Regions from separate parts of the Mus musculus genome. Here all the other regions are linked to region 3. A link is a loop called in an ENCODE intact Hi-C map of the cell type or tissue named here. Cell type or tissue: heart. All regions are shown on one strand. Each heading gives the region's core, and the rest is flanking DNA. Links, peaks and the distances in the headings are about the cores only.

Region 1 (5,684 bases), core at 183-5,182, 85 kb before region 3:
ATAATGAAAGAAATGTCCTTAAATGTTTTAGGCCCTAGGAAAGATTGTTCAATGGGCATGGAAAAGTAGAGCAGAAAGAAAAACCATGACAATTTCTTTTGCTAAATGGGCAGCCACTCTGGTTTGCCCTTAGCATGTTAGTTGTAAAACTTCTACCACTCACCACAACCTAAGATTCCTCAGTATCTCTACATGGACTCTAAGATCTTTGGAGGGAGAGATAACTGTTTTTCTTCTTATAGCTATAGACATGAACTCTGGCATCATGTTGGGAAAATGGGTATGGTGTGTTGGGAGGGACAATACCAGGGAGAGTCAATATGGAAGAGTCACCAAACACTGTATTTATAACCTAAAGGCACACTTCAAGAAAGAAAACAATGACTCTTGTGAGATGAGCTGCTTACACATGCTGGTCTAACTCCCACTAACCTGAGAAAACCAAAGGGGAAAAATGCTATAATGAAAATGAACACATAAAATAAGCTAAGTATCAGAATTTTAAAGAATGACAGTGGTTGTCCATCGGCATCCACAAGCTCCATGAAGCTTTGGATATCTCAACTTCTTCACAGTTCAGAGTCTTTTATGTAAAATGATGCAGGATATGTAAAGAAACTGTATGTCAATTCCTATATATTTTCATGCTATAGATTATTTATAATACTTCATACAAGGTAAATGCTACATAAACACTTGCTATACTGTGTTTTAGAGAGTGATAAAGGAAAACCAGATACACAGTTTCAAATATTTTCAATCCATAGTTGACTACATTTGTTAGTGTGGACTCTGTTATTACAGAGGGCCAATTTCAAGCATCATAATTTATTATACAGCGTAGCTGTTAAGACTTAAAGTGAAATGTCCCCCAGGGGATGAAACAACTGTTCTCCAGCTCATGGTACTGTGTGGGAAAGTTGTGGAGCTACTGGGACAGTTGCCTAGTTAGAAACAGTGGGTTACTATGGCAAGGTCTTGAAGGTCAGAGCCATTCTGATTCTATCCAGGCCATTCTTCCTGGTGTGTTGATATGTGAGACGTATCAACACAATGCTTCTTTCTACTGGTATGCTGTCATGTCTTCTACAACACAATAGACTGTCATTGCCTAGAAACCAAACCTTGTATGTTTCTTTTGTCTGACATTTGGCCATAACAATATGAAAGCTACCTGACACTGAATGAAATGAAGAAAGTGTTTTTAATCTCAACACCAATTTGAATATTAAGAAATGTGTTTCAGTAGAAGAGTAGAAAATTATGACTCAAAGCTGTACCAAAATGGACATATAGTAAGCAATTTAGCCTATAAAACACTGATTAAAAGTGTTTAATCGGTGGAGAGCCTCATGATTGTGACATTATTTTTCCTAAATTGATAGTAGATTAACACAGAAGACTGTAACCGCAACAAAGTCCTTCTGACCCAAGCTTAAATAAAAAGTAACATCTCTAGCCTTGTTCTGAGCAGCTACAGAACTCAGGGTATTCAGGTGCCATGCAAAGACGTGCCACCTCATTTCATTTCTTCAGGATTTACCTCAGTCGCTCACTTCATCCTCCTCAATGCCACTGAAGTGCATCACATCACTCCTCTATAGACACAGGCTACTTTTCAGCACTACTATGGCCAACTGGTATACATGACATGTAAGCATGTGATCTCATCATTACGAAGAACAATATCAACTGACTGGACCACACAGAGCCCCCAGGGAATAAACCACCAGCCAAAGAGTACATATGGAGGAAGCCAGGACTCCAGATACGTATGTAGCAGAGGATGGCCTTATCTGACATCAATGGGAGGGGAGGAAGGCTTGATGCCCCAGTGTAGGGGAATGCCAGAGGGATGAGACCAGAGTGAGTGAGTAGCTGGAAGAGCACCTTCATAGAGGCAAAGGGAAGCGGGAGAATGGGAGTGGGATGAGGGAGTTGTGGAAGGGTAACTACAAAGAGGGATATAATTTGAAATGTACACAATTAAAATTATTTAAAGAGAGAGAGAGAGAGAGAGAGAGAGAGAGAGAGAGAGAGAGAGAGAGAGAGACACTTTGGTCCCACTTGAAGTCTGCTACAGGATACTAAAAAATCCTGTGGGCAGTGTCTCTTCTTTATTGACAACTGTTGATATTTTCTCTCCAAAAACACAATATACAGTTGCCCAACATGATGACAGATTTCATGCCCAAAACTGTAAGGAAAAAAAAAAAAAAAACCACACAATTGTACTTGCCTTTAAGTGGTTTAAAACACACACAGAAGACACAGGTGAGCCTTCTATTGAACAAAACACTGGTAGGTTTCAGGCTAGTACTTGACAGGCACAAGTGTGACATCTTGCATTTTTAGCAGTAGAAGTTATTATTGTATAAATTACTCAATCCTTAATAGGCCCACTGTACAATGTTCCCAGGAATCCAAGGAATATGTGGCCTTTTCTAAGAATACAACTATGAAACATGAAAGCTCTTTCTGAGTTGGCTATATACATACACCTGATCTTTAGTTTGCAACCACAAACATAAAAATACCAGAAGAAACCTGTGTAAACAAGTGTGAGTTTCAGAGAAAAACACTGAGTTATAAAAGAAAGGTTCATAGTTAAATAGTAATTTGTAGAAAATTTTAAGTTTCTGAGTGTATTTGTTAGTTTTCCTTAATTCTTACACAGACAAATTGCATGTTGGAGACTTACTGCCAAGATAGAGATAAAGAGAGAAGTGGGGGGGGGGGTGTTTCACAGAGAGGGAAAAGCATATGGAATGTATATCTCTGTCAAAAGGTGCACATTCCTTACCCTGCCTTTCTCAAGTAGGGACCCCATAACACTAACTGGCAGTAGCGAGGGCCTCGGCAGGGTCATATTGAAGTCTACTGACTCAAGATGGCATTCTGAGTTCATGTGCTCAACTGGATTCCCCTGTACACCTCCCCATTCAATTAAAGAAACGCAATCATAAGCCATCAGCACTGGAAACTAAGCAACAGCGCCATCTACATGACAGATGTTCTAAAGAAACACAGAACAGATTTCACAGACAGAAGCAAAGACCAAGCAACCACCATAGAGATAACACAAAAGCCTGGAGAGGCCATAAATAAAAGCATCTCCCGGGCCAGCAGCATGGCTTGGCAGGTCGGGAGGCTTGCTGCCAAGCTCAGCAACTTGAATTCACGTGGTGGAAGGAGAAAACAGACTCTGGCAAGTTGTCCTCAGATCTTACATGCCACACATACATGCTGGAGGCACACATACAAAATAAGGAGACAGGTAAACATTTTTAGTCTACCTACCTGAACAATCATTCAACCTGGCTTGGAACTCTTCCTTCTTAACCCTCAATTCAAAAATTAATATTGACTCTTTGAGAACCAGAGCCAGTTGTCCAACCAACTCAAGCCTCAGGAAGCAGCAAGTCTCAGAATCCACCAAGATTTAGCTGGAGTGTGCCCAGCACCCATGGAATATGCATGTCTGGTAACAAGAGCAAGCAGGACGCAGAAATATTTGTTTTTGTGAAAGAGATAATTTGTGTGGAAGATAATTATTTTGATGAGAGTAAGGAAGGACTTTCAGTAGGATCTACAGAGAATTTGTTTTGATGAGCAATCCATTGTTCTGTTGAAACACCAAAGGATTTACCTGTTTAAAAAAAAAATGGCAGCAAGCTTCATCCAAAGTAGGTCAGCCCTTAGCATGTGCTTACCCTTGAGACTTCAGGCGAGCAAATCATTGGAAAACTCCCTTGGCAGTGTCTGTTATATGGCCCTGTTCCCTCATGTGTCTTATTGTATTAGCTGTTTATCCTGTCAGTCTCTTGTCAGGAGTTTCCATGCATTATTTCTATAGGCTTTTCTGTAAGTGTTTTGAGATTTTCTTCCATCAAAGCAGTTTGGCTTTAGTAAGACACAATTTTCAATTTTTGTTTCTAATAAGGTAAATCCACTATAAACTCCTTCCTGTTTCTATATCACTGTCTTTCAATGTTAAGAGTCATTATGTAGGAGAGTAAGATCCTCACAACCTACCAAAGTAGTATGCAATTTTTTTGTTTTGTTTTCTTTTTATTTGTTTGTTTCTTTGTTGCTTGTATGCTTTTGATGCATGGTCCAAGAGACCCACGCTGACCTTAAACTTGCTATGTAGCAATGATGACCTCCAACTAATCACTCTCCTGCCTTTACTTCCAAAGTACTAGAAACACAATGTATACCTGCCATCACACTCAATTTATCCATGTGTGTGTCTATGTGTATGTGTATATGTATGTATATATTATGTGTGTGTATCTCTGTCTGTCTGTGTGTATATGTACATGTATGTGTATATATATAAAATGTGTGTCTGTGTGTATATGTACATGTATGTGTGTGTGTGTGTGTGTGTGTGTGTATATATATATATATATATATATATATATATAGTGTGTGTGTGTATGTCTGTGTGTCTATGTGTCTCTGTGTCTGTGTGTGTGTGTTTGTGTATTCCATGTGTGTGCAGGTGTTCAAAGAGGACAGTAGAGGCAAAGGATCATCTGCAGTTGGACTTAGTTGGACTTATCTATTGTTTAACCTAATAGACACTGTGTTTTAAATTATAAAACAAGCATTTCTCTCTGCCGGGTTTCCCCTCTTTGCCATCCCTCACAAGAATAAAATCGAGAAATGGGATCCATTTCACATGCATTATTTTGCTCTTTAGTTATAAAATAAGAATAAAAGCAAGTAAAATATTTACTTTGAATAAATTTATCATTTAGAAATGATAAAATAAACTCAAGAAAGCTTGCATGTCTTTAATATAGATAAAACTGAACTAAGCTGATTGAAAAATAAGAAATTCATACAATTGTTTCTTCAAACTGCTCTCACAATGAAGCAGAAAAACACAAAGAAAGGGTCAATTTTCAGTGAGACTGGCTGATGGTCAACATAGAAAAGAATCAAAATTTTATGTGATTTTTTTTTATTTGGGGGATAACCTTGTGAGCACAGAAAGACAAATACTTCAAAATTCCCTTCAGATTGCAGCTAAAACTTGGGGCTCATAAACAGAAAGTAGAATGGTAGCTATCAAAGCAGAGGACCAGTGGGTATTTGGAGGAGGCTAGATGCAGAGTAACTGACAGAAGTCAGTTCTGTAGGTGCATTGCCCAGAAGGGCCATTATTGTAACTCAGTATTATACTGCATAAATCAAACCAGCTAAAAGGCAAAATGATAGATGTTCTCATCACAAAGAACTGGCAAGTGTCTGAGGTAGTGGGTAGTATCTACAGTCTGAGATGGTCATGACATAAAATGGGAATAACTCCACACCCTGCAATGATGGACAGTTAGTAGTGGCCAATTTTAAATAATCATAAACATGAAATATGTATCAAAAGATAGTGAATTTATTTCAGAATCTTTGAAAGTACCCTTTTAAAAATAAAAAAGCCTAAGTCTAACAAATAATTCACACTATTCCAAAATACATAGAAGAAACTAACAACGTTGTCAAGGAAAAACTGCCTTCCCCAGATGTATCTGTCTAACTTGAATAGTTTAAGAATTACTATGTTAACAATGCCTGAAGTGTTTAAGTGTCTATAAGAACCAAACAAAACAAAAGAATTGTTTTAGTTATTCTTTTATCTAACTGGCTAAACTTGCTACTAAATAAATAAATAAATAGAT
Region 2 (5,684 bases), core at 183-5,182, 1.4 Mb before region 3:
TATTATGTTCAGTGTAGGCACAGCCAAAACTTATAGTCACATAGAGTATACGAAATAAATCTAAGCGGAGTTAAAAGCCTTCGGAGCAGTGGTGAGCTCAGGTCTTTGCTGAGGGTATAGACAGCACATATGTTGTGCACCTACCATACGCAGCATCTCATGGGAAAACACATCAGATCAGACACCACAACAGCATCACACTATGCTGGGCACACGTCCTCCGTTCTGCATCTGCCGGCCATGCTTTTCCTGCTCTGACATACTCCTACCTACTCTGGTAGCGGAATTGTATGTTTCTTCAACTTTCACCTCAACTGTCCCCTCGTCTCCCTTCATTAGAACATTATGACTTCCTCCAGAGTAACGTCCTTTGAGGATTTATGAGTGAGGGCCCTAGACGGTTTCCTCTGTCTGAAAGGTCCCTGTGTTTATAGACGATTGATTTCTAGCATTTACTTCTGGCAGAGACCACAGCAGAGATGATTAGAGGAGCCTTTAGATTAGCACAGAGGAGACAAAAAAAAATGCAATCAAGGAACTGACAATGCCTTCTAAACACAGAAAGGTTCAAGACAATTCCCACAAAGCGGTCTAAGATTTGAGCTTTCTTTTGCTTAATACACCTTTAAGGCCAGGGAGCTGAAACGGGAAACCAAATCTTCCTTTTATGGCTGCAACAAATGAGCCAGCCACGGTAAATACATCATTGATTCTTTCTCACAAAGAGATACTTAAATGCAGGGTGCAAGTAAGAGGACCATTTTCCCTTCGACTTAAGGTTTGTTAAAGTAAATTTATGTTTTCAGCATGCACTGCAAACATGGAAAAACGGATTGTACCTTCATCAGTCTTTAAATCAAAACAGCTTGCTATCTGGTAACGACAGGCGTAGCGGTCGATTTATTTCATAAAACTTTATGTACAAAGAGACAGTGTCTATGAACTTAATGGAGAGAATATTGAGTCTGGAAGGGTAATTTTTATTACAGTTTATAGTGGGATTATCCATACTCCACAGTTTCCAGATTTTACGGTTGCACAGTGTTGATGAGGTTAGCCGCAGTGCAGGGTCAAGGGGTGGCGGGGAGGCACACATAATTTCTTATACTGGGAAATACGACTAGCATAACTATTTAATATATTATATAAGACACATTGCTGATTCTAATTAATTATCCAGGTCCAATCAAAGTCCTCTTTATCATATGTTCACAGGTAAAATATTTTACAATATATTACAAAAGCATAAGAAAGGACTGACTATAATGACCATACAGCACAGTGTTTTCATTATGACCCTTTGAGAACCTCAAGAATGCTTCTCGCTCACAGGAGTTCAACTCCAGAAACCATTAACATCCACGCTGTGTCAATTGTCTAAAATGTAATTCAAATACTATTTCTGAAGAGTAAGCACTGTGAGATTAAGGAAACTCAAGGACAGTGCAGAAACAATATATACTCAGGAACCCAGAGACTCCAGATGGTTCACTGGAATAAGTAGTACTAGACCCGAGGAAGGAGGGTAGGCATGGATTCTGACAATACTCAGATAAGGCCGGGAGAAACCCAGAGAAGGAGTTATGGAAAGAGAAATACGGTTGAGGAGGCTTTTCAAGTTGGTTGGTACCTCCACAGAAAGGGAGTCACTGAATGCATTCAATAATGGAAAGTCTTTTTGATTTTTGTTTTGTTTTGTTTTGTTTTGTTTTGTTTTGTTTTGTTTTGTTTTGTTTTGTTTCCTGAGCTTATCAAACTTACAGCCTATCTCCCCAAAGACACGACTATTTATTTTTATTTTATTCTCTCTATGATGACGATTTCTTTGCTCGGGGGTGTGAAACTTGCTAATAGCATACAAGTTGGTACACATGTGCTTTGACTTAGTGAAAAAAAAATTAAGCCATCCCTTTAAAATGTGAAGCGATGAAACAAAGGACATTTTAATTTTACTAAGAAGAGTAAAGATAACAATGTATAGGACAGAAAAATGGGGGAAACATGCAGAAGGCACGTCTTTTCCTTTTGAACCAAATTAAATAATGCCTTTCACATACTAGAACTCTTAAACATAATATATACATAGAAGACATATCATATATAATGTATATAAAATATATATTTAGCATTAAGTTTGAGTTCTCTAAATAGCCATCTATTTTTAAATCTCTGCCCCCCCCCCCCTTTCTCCTCGAGACAGGGTTTCTCTGTGTAGCCCTGGCTGTCCTGGAACTCACTTTGTAGACCAGGCTGGCCTTGAACTCAGAAATCCCCCTGCCTCTGCCTGCCAAGTGCTGGGATTAAAGGCGTGCGCCACCACTGCCCCACTTGTCTTTTTGTTTGTTTGTTTTTTAATTTAGTGAGGGCGTGGTTCAGATAGGGTCTCATGTATCTCATGAACTTTGACTCCTCCCTCCACTTCCCTAAGTTCCATTTCTAGAATTATAGGTGAACACCATCAAGCTAAGATTTTCTCAGAAGAGATTCACTGCACCTTGTTTTGACTCCGAGCTGGCAAAACCATGGACCATCCTAGGAAAAGGGTCTGATACGCAGTAGCCTTCAATCTCCCTGTGTACGATTTGTACTATTCCACCACTAGGTGGCAGCACAAAGACTCCAGTCCTCAAGGTAAATCTCAACTCCTTAAGACTTCTGGGACAAAAGATTTGGTGAGATATGCAACAGAAAGAAAACTCGAGCCTTGGGGAGGAATAGTGTGGGAGCCAGGCATGATGGGCCAGGCCTGCAGTCTCAGTTCTCAGAATGTGGAAGCAGGAGGTTCAGGAGTTCAGGGCCTGCCTCTGCTTCATAAGTGTACATGTATATGTATGTGTATATATGTGTATATGTATATATATATGTATATATATATATATATATATATATATATAAAATTCATGAAGAATATTATATACACACACATATATATAAAACACACACACATATACATTGTACACATATTTATATAACTGTGTGTATATATATATATACACACACTTTATATATAACATGTTATATATTATATAATATTTATTATATTATATATTATATGTTATATATTATATGATATGTGTTATATATTATATGATATGTGTTATATATATGTATATATATACTAGTGTGTATGTATGTATGTATATATTATACATACACATATACACACACTCACTCTGAGGCCAGCCTATGCTACATGAGACCCTGTCCCATGTAGTAGAAATTGTTAAAAATCCCCACACACACACTTTTTAAGTTTTGACAATTACTAGGAGTCACCCCTCATCTACTCTTCTAACTGCCAGCCTGACTACCTCTCCAGTGCTGTACCCCAGATACTTGCTGTTTCTCCTGGCCATGTGCTCATCGTTTTTCTCCCCTCGTTTTGTAACTAAAGAAGTAGCCGAAGCCACATGTAATGGCCTTCTTGCCCAGGCAGAGCAGGCAGACAAGAAGGGAAATCAAAGGCTTCAGGCAGGGGGATGATCCTTGAGGAATTTGGACTGTGTTTGATCAGAGTCATCACCTCTGCAGCAAAAGCAAAACGTGACCCCCGTGCTATGTACTGCTTGCACTAAAGACTGAACGGAACTCTAAAGAAAAGTTAAGTTGCTGGTACACTTGAACTTTTAGAAGATGGTTTAAGCATTTCTGTATTTTAATCGAGCTCTTGTTTTAAGATATCTAAAAGAGAAATTTTAAATGCAGAAATTAGTACATTTAAAATAGTAGTTAATTCTTCCTATGTCCCTTCTAAATTCTTTTTCTTTAAATTTTTTTATTTTATTGTAACACACACACACACACACACACACACATTTAATTTGCTTGGGTTTCTTAAGAATTAGATATTCTGTCCTTCTGATTCTATTGACAAAGAACATTCATAAATTATTGTATATCATTTATAATGTACAGTGTTGTATGACTTTGTTCAGTAGAAAAGCCCAAAATACCATGGGTAGACCCATACTTTGGCTACAGATCCAGAACATTCACAGGTGGAATGTCCCCATAGTCAGATTCTTAATGAAACATATTTAAGAAACATTTTGTTTAGAAAAACACCATCCTTTAAAATATTAAAAGAAAAATTAAATAAAAAGCTGATTGCTTTTTAGGGTGGATTCTGGAACGCTATCTTTGTCTCCTTGGGAGTATCAGAAGAAGAAACAATCCTCATCACACTTTTTCAGATATAAACATTGTATTTTCTTTAAAGAAAACAAAATATTAAGGGATAGTAACTTTGAAAGGAAGGGCACTGTGTCTCTGACCAGAAATGGCTAGCATGGTCTGCGATGTCTTCATTTTCTTTAAAGGAAGTTTTGCAGGTTTGGGATCGAGAGGACCATGAGGAGGGAAAGAGGAGAAAGAAGCTACCATGGAATAAAAGAGGAACATGCAGGAGCGGATAAAGGAGAACACATGATGGGTCAGCTGAGCCATAAAAATGTGGCCCTGAGGGCTGCTCACTCAGAGTGAAGAGCAACCCAGGTGGAACATAAAATAAGTAATAATTTGGGATTATTGATATGCTATACATTCTATCAGCATGGAGGGTAGGCAGCTGCCCGGTTATTGTGCTGCTTAAGGCATACTGTAAATATGAAGGTTGTGAGTGTGTCTTTCTTCCAGGAGCTGAATAACTAAGGGTGGGGTAGAAACCATCTGACACAATCTTTTAATAATTTCTTCTATAGTCCCACTCCCAAACTCAATCCCAAATGGATAGGATAGCAAAAAAACAGATGGAGGTAAAGACAATTAAGAGAAAGAGAAATTAGAGAAAACATCCCAAGGAGTTGCTTTCAAACCCTGGTACCATAGTAAAAGGCCTGCCATTGTGACCATTTCAGCCTGACTCAGCGCGCATGCGCACACGCACACACACATAAACACACACACACACACACACACACACACATGCGCACACTAACACACAAGCACACATTGAAGCTGATGTCCCAATACCACATTGCTTGTGCATGTAAATAAGTTAAATCAACACATTTCATGGATTAATATGTTTGATTGCTGTTCTCAGATTTGCTTTTAACCTATTCCATTTTTATTTCACTTCTGTAAAATATCTAATTTTCAGTTGATTTCAACTGTCCCCAGCAGGAAAAGTTCACAACATGAAAAATACTGTATTGACAAATCATAAAGTGACATGTTAGAATTTTGTTTCTTTTTAAATGAACTTTCCTTGCTGGTAGTGAAGGATGTTGCTGCCACGTGAGTGGCATACAAAACATTTATTTTATATATGAGCTAATATCTAGGAGATTAAAAGGAGATGAAGCCATCTGATTATCAAAACCATAATTGGCCATTGATCAAAATAACATTCACCCCACAGAAAGGTTCCTGGAGAAAGAATCAAGTATGTGATCATTGCTTAGTAAATTACTACCATTTCCTTCACTAATAGATAGACTGGTATCAATTACATTTTTTTCCCTAAAGAATACAATTAAAATATCACTTAATCAATTTCCCGTTAAGAACAGAAAACATAATGAAAGAGCTTAGACAATAGTAGCATAGCTTGGAAAAGGAAGAGAATTATTAAGGGAACGAGAAAAGGGGAGGCGCAGAGTGTACAGCCAGACAGTTGTCAATTATTCAGAAGCCAATTTACAGCATCATTTCTGGTGATTCTTGGAGCATGAACATCTCTT
Region 3 (5,684 bases), core at 438-5,437:
GTGGAAGTGGATTTTGATTGCTTTGATTGTGAGAATCCAGGCATTTAAAATGCACGAGACGGCTTAACTCTTTATCTATTGGTGCTATAATAAATGGGACAGCCAAGGAACATTTCTGTATGTTCCGCAATGCAGGACAGAAGATTACATCAGTGTTTTTTGTCCAGCGTGTCTCAGGTGGAGTGATGAGATGTATAGTCTTCAAAACTAGCTTATTACATGAATAATACATGCATATATTTCAGCAAAAAATATTCAAACACTACAGATAATACAACGAAGTGAGTTCATGATTTTACCTTTTACACACTCCCACTGTTCTTTCTGCAGGCAACCAAACTTCAGGTATTGTGATTTTAGTCATTTTCCTGTATATTAAATGAACCACCGATTTTTTTTCCCAAATGTGAGTTTCAGTTTTACATATTGCTTTTCTTTTTCTGCTTAACTTCACATCCCTGAGGGACCCACTCCCTGCCAGGACACAGAGCTCTGCTTTCCTCTTTCGTATCTACAGAGTTAGTGTGGTTGATGTAGAACATCATACTTGGGCTTTTGAGGCTTAAAGGGAGTTTGAAAGGTTATGCAACACTGGCCAGGTTTTGCTGTAACTTAAAAAAAAAAAGTGGTAGCTTGCAAGTGCATGCTTAAGTTGTTAGTCATGGAAAAGCCACTTAACAACATAAATGACACCATCAGGGGGAGCAGGCTAGCATGCTCTCTACCTTGGAATCTAGCAAATGTTCTAGATAAGTCTTGGTTCTCTGTCTTTGTGCTACCTACTTTAAACTGGCCATGGTCAGATAACATCCAAAACTGACTATGTTTTATATGAAACCTGTGACTCTGTAGGTTTTTAACTCCATAGAGGAATGTTGGGAAGGGAAATGAAAATAGGAAACAGGTCAGCGGGCTGGTTGAAGTGTTCTCTGTATTTGCTTCTTTGCATCAATCCTGAAGGGCTGGGCAGTATCTTGCTAAACTCCGGTATTGACTGGATAATGTTTTTATTCTCCCCTGTGAATGGTTACTGTCTGACTTTTAGCCAATGGAATTTCTGATTACCAGTGTTTGGTTACGGTGCCGATAAACAGGCATCATTGGGAGGTTTCTACAATCTTTTTTTTTAAGAAAATAAAATGAGCCAAAAGTTTAGAGGCAGGGGGAAAATACTATCATAGTATGCTGATCTCGAGAGTTTAAACTTTTAAGACAAAGTGTATCCTATTTACTCCCCAGGAGCTAAAAACATGTCGTTTTATGTCAGTTTGTAATGAATTAGCACAACTCTTTGATCAATGACATCAAAGACTATCAGCAGCACCAATAATACAGATGTTAAAAATTTTTTTCATTGATTAAATGCCTGAAATCAATCAACCTTTTGCCATCCTCTTTCCCCCTCCCTTGCTCCTGCAGAAGTGAGATGATTCAAGTGAGTTTGAATCTGGATCCACGTAGCCTCCCAAGAAGGAGGATGGGGGAAAATGGGATCAACTAGACAGTCCACTCATTATCAGCGACTGCAACTGAACCCACCAAGACCTCATGTAGTTCAAGTTCCCTCCTCCAGGAAATATCAAAACCCAAGTGGTCCTCACACACTGAAACAGAGGAATTTCTAGCTGTGTTTCCCGTGACCACCATGGCTCCCCTGTATCCTCGCAGCCGACACAGCCCAGGTTGGTACAGCCCAGACTGGTGCCGCATCCTCGCAGCCGACATAGCCAAGGCTAATGCCCTTGTTCCGTTTGTTCAAGTAACTTTTCCAGGGCTCTGCTGTCAGGCGAATTATCTCAGAAACAAGCAATTATAACCACATTCACAGCTCCCTAAAAGGGTGAGTGCATTCTAATAACAATTTCTCATGAAAGAAATACAGTAATTGAAGGATTGGCAAGGATATCGCAACAGACCAAGACCTCTGGAAGATTCCCCCGCCCCTTCTCCTCGCTCTCCAAATTCAGAGAGGAGAGAGAGAGAGAGAGAGAGAGAGAGAGAGAGAGAGAGAGAGAGAGAGAGAGAGAGAGAGAGAGAGAGAGAGACTCTGCACTTTCTTCCCATTGGAGAAATTGTCCCTTTCCATCCAAATCTACTAAATATATTCTGCAAGGGAAGAACATATAGCCGCAGTAACAATAAGGAGTTTGGCATTCTGGGTTCTGGCCACGCTGAAGTCTTCAATATCGATGTGTTCATCTCTTGCTTATATTTTGTTGAACATAATCACAATGTAAAATATTTGCAGAGTGTTCTCCCTGAGGTAACACATGGAGAGGTGCTTTAGAAAGGCAGATTATCCTGCTGACCTAAGGTAAATTTCATCCTTTGGGGAATTAATTCGCATCTTTATCAGTATAGCATAGTACAGCTCAAATCAAGCATGGCGAGGCTTTGAGGCAACCAAACTATCCTGTATTCACTGCTAGATACGGTGCTCTGAATGAGTAGAACAGCCTCTCAGATCTCAATCTCCAGTGACTATAATACAGCAGCCCACAGTTGCAGCCTAGAGTCGCACGCTAACACGCATGCCCTCGATGCTTGCCCTCAATGCTTTACCTGCCCACAGCGATTTTTCTAAGACTGGGTGGTGAATTCTTTGGCATTAAGCACTTATCTCTGCATCCCCCACAACACAGAATAAAAGGCTTTCTCCATCCTCCTAGTCAGTAGCTAGTTGTTGGATTGATTAACCATCATTCTGAATAGTTTTTCAGATACTGGACCTCTGAAGTGACAAATAAACACACACTTTGAGCCAAGTAGTGAAAACCTTGTCAGACATTTTACCCAAAGGAAAGAAAGTTTTGCTTATTTGTGTTTATTTATATATTTCCTTTCGGACAAAGTAAACGTGGACCAGACGCGACACTACTCATATCGGTTTGTATATACGCATGCCTGCACACGGATTGGGGCTTTGAGACCACTCATTCCATTTGGTTCTGGAAACAAGGAAAGTAAACCATTGTAGGAGAGATAGAAAATGTCTAACCTTGCTTTGTTTTTCATGCATCCTACCAGAGCATTAGAACAGAGGGGAGACAAAAGGTAATTGAGCTGGGATCCGGGGAAAGCATTTTCTAAGTGAATAAAAGGCCACTGTGATGAGTTCAGCGGCAGAGGGAGTTCCCAGGCACATCTCCCGAGACTCTGGAGTCAACCGAAACACAAAGGCTTTCTTTCTCAAAAAATGCAGGGAATGCTAGCTTTAATATTTGCCTCTTGCCTGCGCTGGTGACACCGGTTTGGACCTCAGAACCCCACCAATGGGTGGCAAAGCTGGACTGGACGGATGGCTGAGCGGAAGCGGAGCGCCATCTACTGGCGACTGGAACAAAGAACGTCCTTTAGTCTCCCGCTCTGTTCCTGGGAGCAGTCCTGCTTCATTTATAGCCCTACAGCTCCAAAAAGAAATGACAAATTGCACGAGCTTCTTACCCCTCCATTAGCTCTCCTTCCCCAGTTAACCTTAAGGAGAATACACAAAGGAAAGAAACTGTAAACATTCTGGGAAAAGAACGCAGTAGTAGGGGGCGGGTGGAGTAGCCTGGGAACCTACTTGGATTTAGCTATTTGGTAAGGCTCAAGCAGGGCACTTCTCTATGCCCTCAGCTCCTCTGACTAAGGTTGCTAAATGCCAAGAGGCTCATAGAGTGACCTGAAACAAAGGCAGAGGGGTCTGGACACCCCCATCTCCCGGGACTACCCACCACACCTCCATTCCACTGTAGAGACTCTGCAGGAAGGGCTGGTTTTCCGCTGTGGTTTCCCCCTAGCCAGCAGCATAGAATCATTTGGTGGTCCCTCACCTTACCGTCCTCGTGCTTTCTGAGGAGAATTGGGACCTTTTTACCTCTCAATGGATCCTAGAATTTCCCCCAAGGAATTCAAAGAACACGGGGTTGTCCGTTTCAAAGGGTTAGCATAGCAAAACCATAACTCACTACAAGATCCTAGTTAGAAAGAGTTCCCTCTCTATCAAATCGAAATAGCAAGACCTGATAGCACTCTCCGTGAGGTTTCCAGTGACAGAAAACACTGTGACCTAGCCTGAGGGGGCTACATGTAGAACACAGTGCTTCCCAAAGTGTCTGCAGAGTGTGCTCTTCCCCAGAGGGCCTTCCTTGGGACGCCGGAAGTTGACTGTCTCACCCACCCTGCTTCTCAGCAAAGTCCCAGGAGTATGTCTCTAAGGCTAGGTTTTCCGTGACCACCACAGACTTTAGCATCCATTTCAAAAGGATGGAAGCCTTAGATGATGATGATGATGGTGATGAAGACGACGACAACGACGTCGACGACGATGCTAGTGATGATGATCTCAACTAGAAAAAAGAAAAATGTTTTCAAAGGGCTTGATGGCTGTTTTCAGAAAAGCCTGCAGTAGGTTCTGCATATTCTTGGTTATCTCTTAGGATTAAAATCTTAGTTCAGAACTTCAGAGAAGACAAGCTCAAAGTGGCTCCTCGCTCTTCACAGTGTAGCCTCCCTCAATTTCTAAGTTAAGTCCATACTTCATAGGAGAGCGCAGAAAGCATCCCACTTCAGTGATGACTTAGGTGACCATCTCAGATGCAGGAGTGCACGACTTGAGCAAGAGATCTCTGCAGATAGCATCCAGTACACAGACTAGCACTCCATCAGAGTGCACAGGCTCCCCCATCTTAGCTTTTCTGTATGTGGCTCTACTGTCTTTCATTTCCTGTCACCCAATCACATCAGTTCCAGAGCCATGCAGGTCTAGGTACTCATAGGCACCGGGTTCTTTTGTAATTGTTGATCCCTGAGCTCTGTTCCTGAATGATGGTGGATACCTGCCTGCCTGGGCTGCTACACACGGGATGTTCCAGCTCTCTGGTTTAGGCTCCTCGGGTATTTTTTCTTTTAATCTCATTTTGAACTCCATGGGTATAAATGACTCGCTTTTGAAATTGCTGATTCTTTGCTTACCTTCAGATGCCCAAATATTTTGAATGTAGAAGCCCTAAATGTGGAAAAACTGTAATGAGCACATTCATAAATAGTTAATACTAGTATCAACATGACTTCTGGAGCAAGAAACATAGATCTCCAGAAATGACTCATACCTAATTTTTGCCTGGAGTCAGTATCTTCTGGTCCAATTACCTTCCCTTCTCTGTACTATTGTAGTGATGTGATAATGCTCAAGAGTTCCTCCCTAGAACCTGGCCCATTCCAGCATGAAAGTATGGTGCTACGCTTGGGTAATTTAGAAGTACCATTAAGCCATAAGAGGACAACCAGAGTTCTAATGAGTTTTTGACTTCTGGTAGCTGTGACACAAATAGGCTCAGACTGAACATCCCACCACATACCTTCATCCAAGATTCTTACGTAATCTAAATAATAACCTTATGATGACACATTATCTCTCTTAATCTAAGAATAAAATAAAACACAGCAGTGTTAATTTGCTTATCCGAAGTAACAAAGTGATGTGGCTGCATACTGAACTTGAGATGGCTGCAAAGCTCAGATTCTTGCATTCCTTGCTATACATATTTGTCTTGCTGTGGCCACCTTTGTGGCAGTATTACTTGTTCTAGTATGTATTTTATGGCTGTGATAAAACATGAAAGAAAGATTATGGGAGGAGAGCGTTTATATCATCATTCAAGTTACGGTTTATCAGTGAGGGAAGTCAAGGCAGGAATATG

What was found. Hi-C counts contacts between places; a loop is a spot of excess contacts. Peaks named below come from ENCODE experiments on the same cell type or tissue, not always from the same donor. Only the 100,000 strongest peaks of a DNase experiment are listed, where the experiment ranks them.
Region 1: it touches region 3 in a loop (2.1-fold over the local background); 2 of 42 quality-filtered maps call a loop at or near these places.
Region 2: it touches region 3 in a loop (4-fold over the local background); 9 of 42 quality-filtered maps call a loop at or near these places.

What each region holds. Positions count from the first base shown.
Region 1 is chr14:101,291,900-101,297,583 of GRCm38, forward strand. No RefSeq gene overlaps it. Among named protein-coding and RNA genes, the nearest start is that of Gm34361, 93 kb to the left of the region's middle. In heart, for the core only: a CTCF peak has its summit at 3,006; no DNase peak of the experiment used is centred there.
Region 2 is chr14:100,007,360-100,013,043 of GRCm38, forward strand. All of the region lies in intron 3 of Klf12 (Kruppel-like factor 12), which reads right to left. Among named protein-coding and RNA genes, the nearest start is that of Klf12, 140 kb to the right of the region's middle. In heart, for the core only: a CTCF peak has its summit at 2,586 (motif pointing right); no DNase peak of the experiment used is centred there.
Region 3 is chr14:101,376,218-101,381,901 of GRCm38, forward strand. No RefSeq gene overlaps it. Among named protein-coding and RNA genes, the nearest start is that of Gm34361, 180 kb to the left of the region's middle. In heart, for the core only: a CTCF peak has its summit at 3,326 (motif pointing left); no DNase peak of the experiment used is centred there; H3K4me3 peaks cover 220 bases; H3K27ac peaks cover 661 bases; H3K27me3 peaks cover 1,108 bases.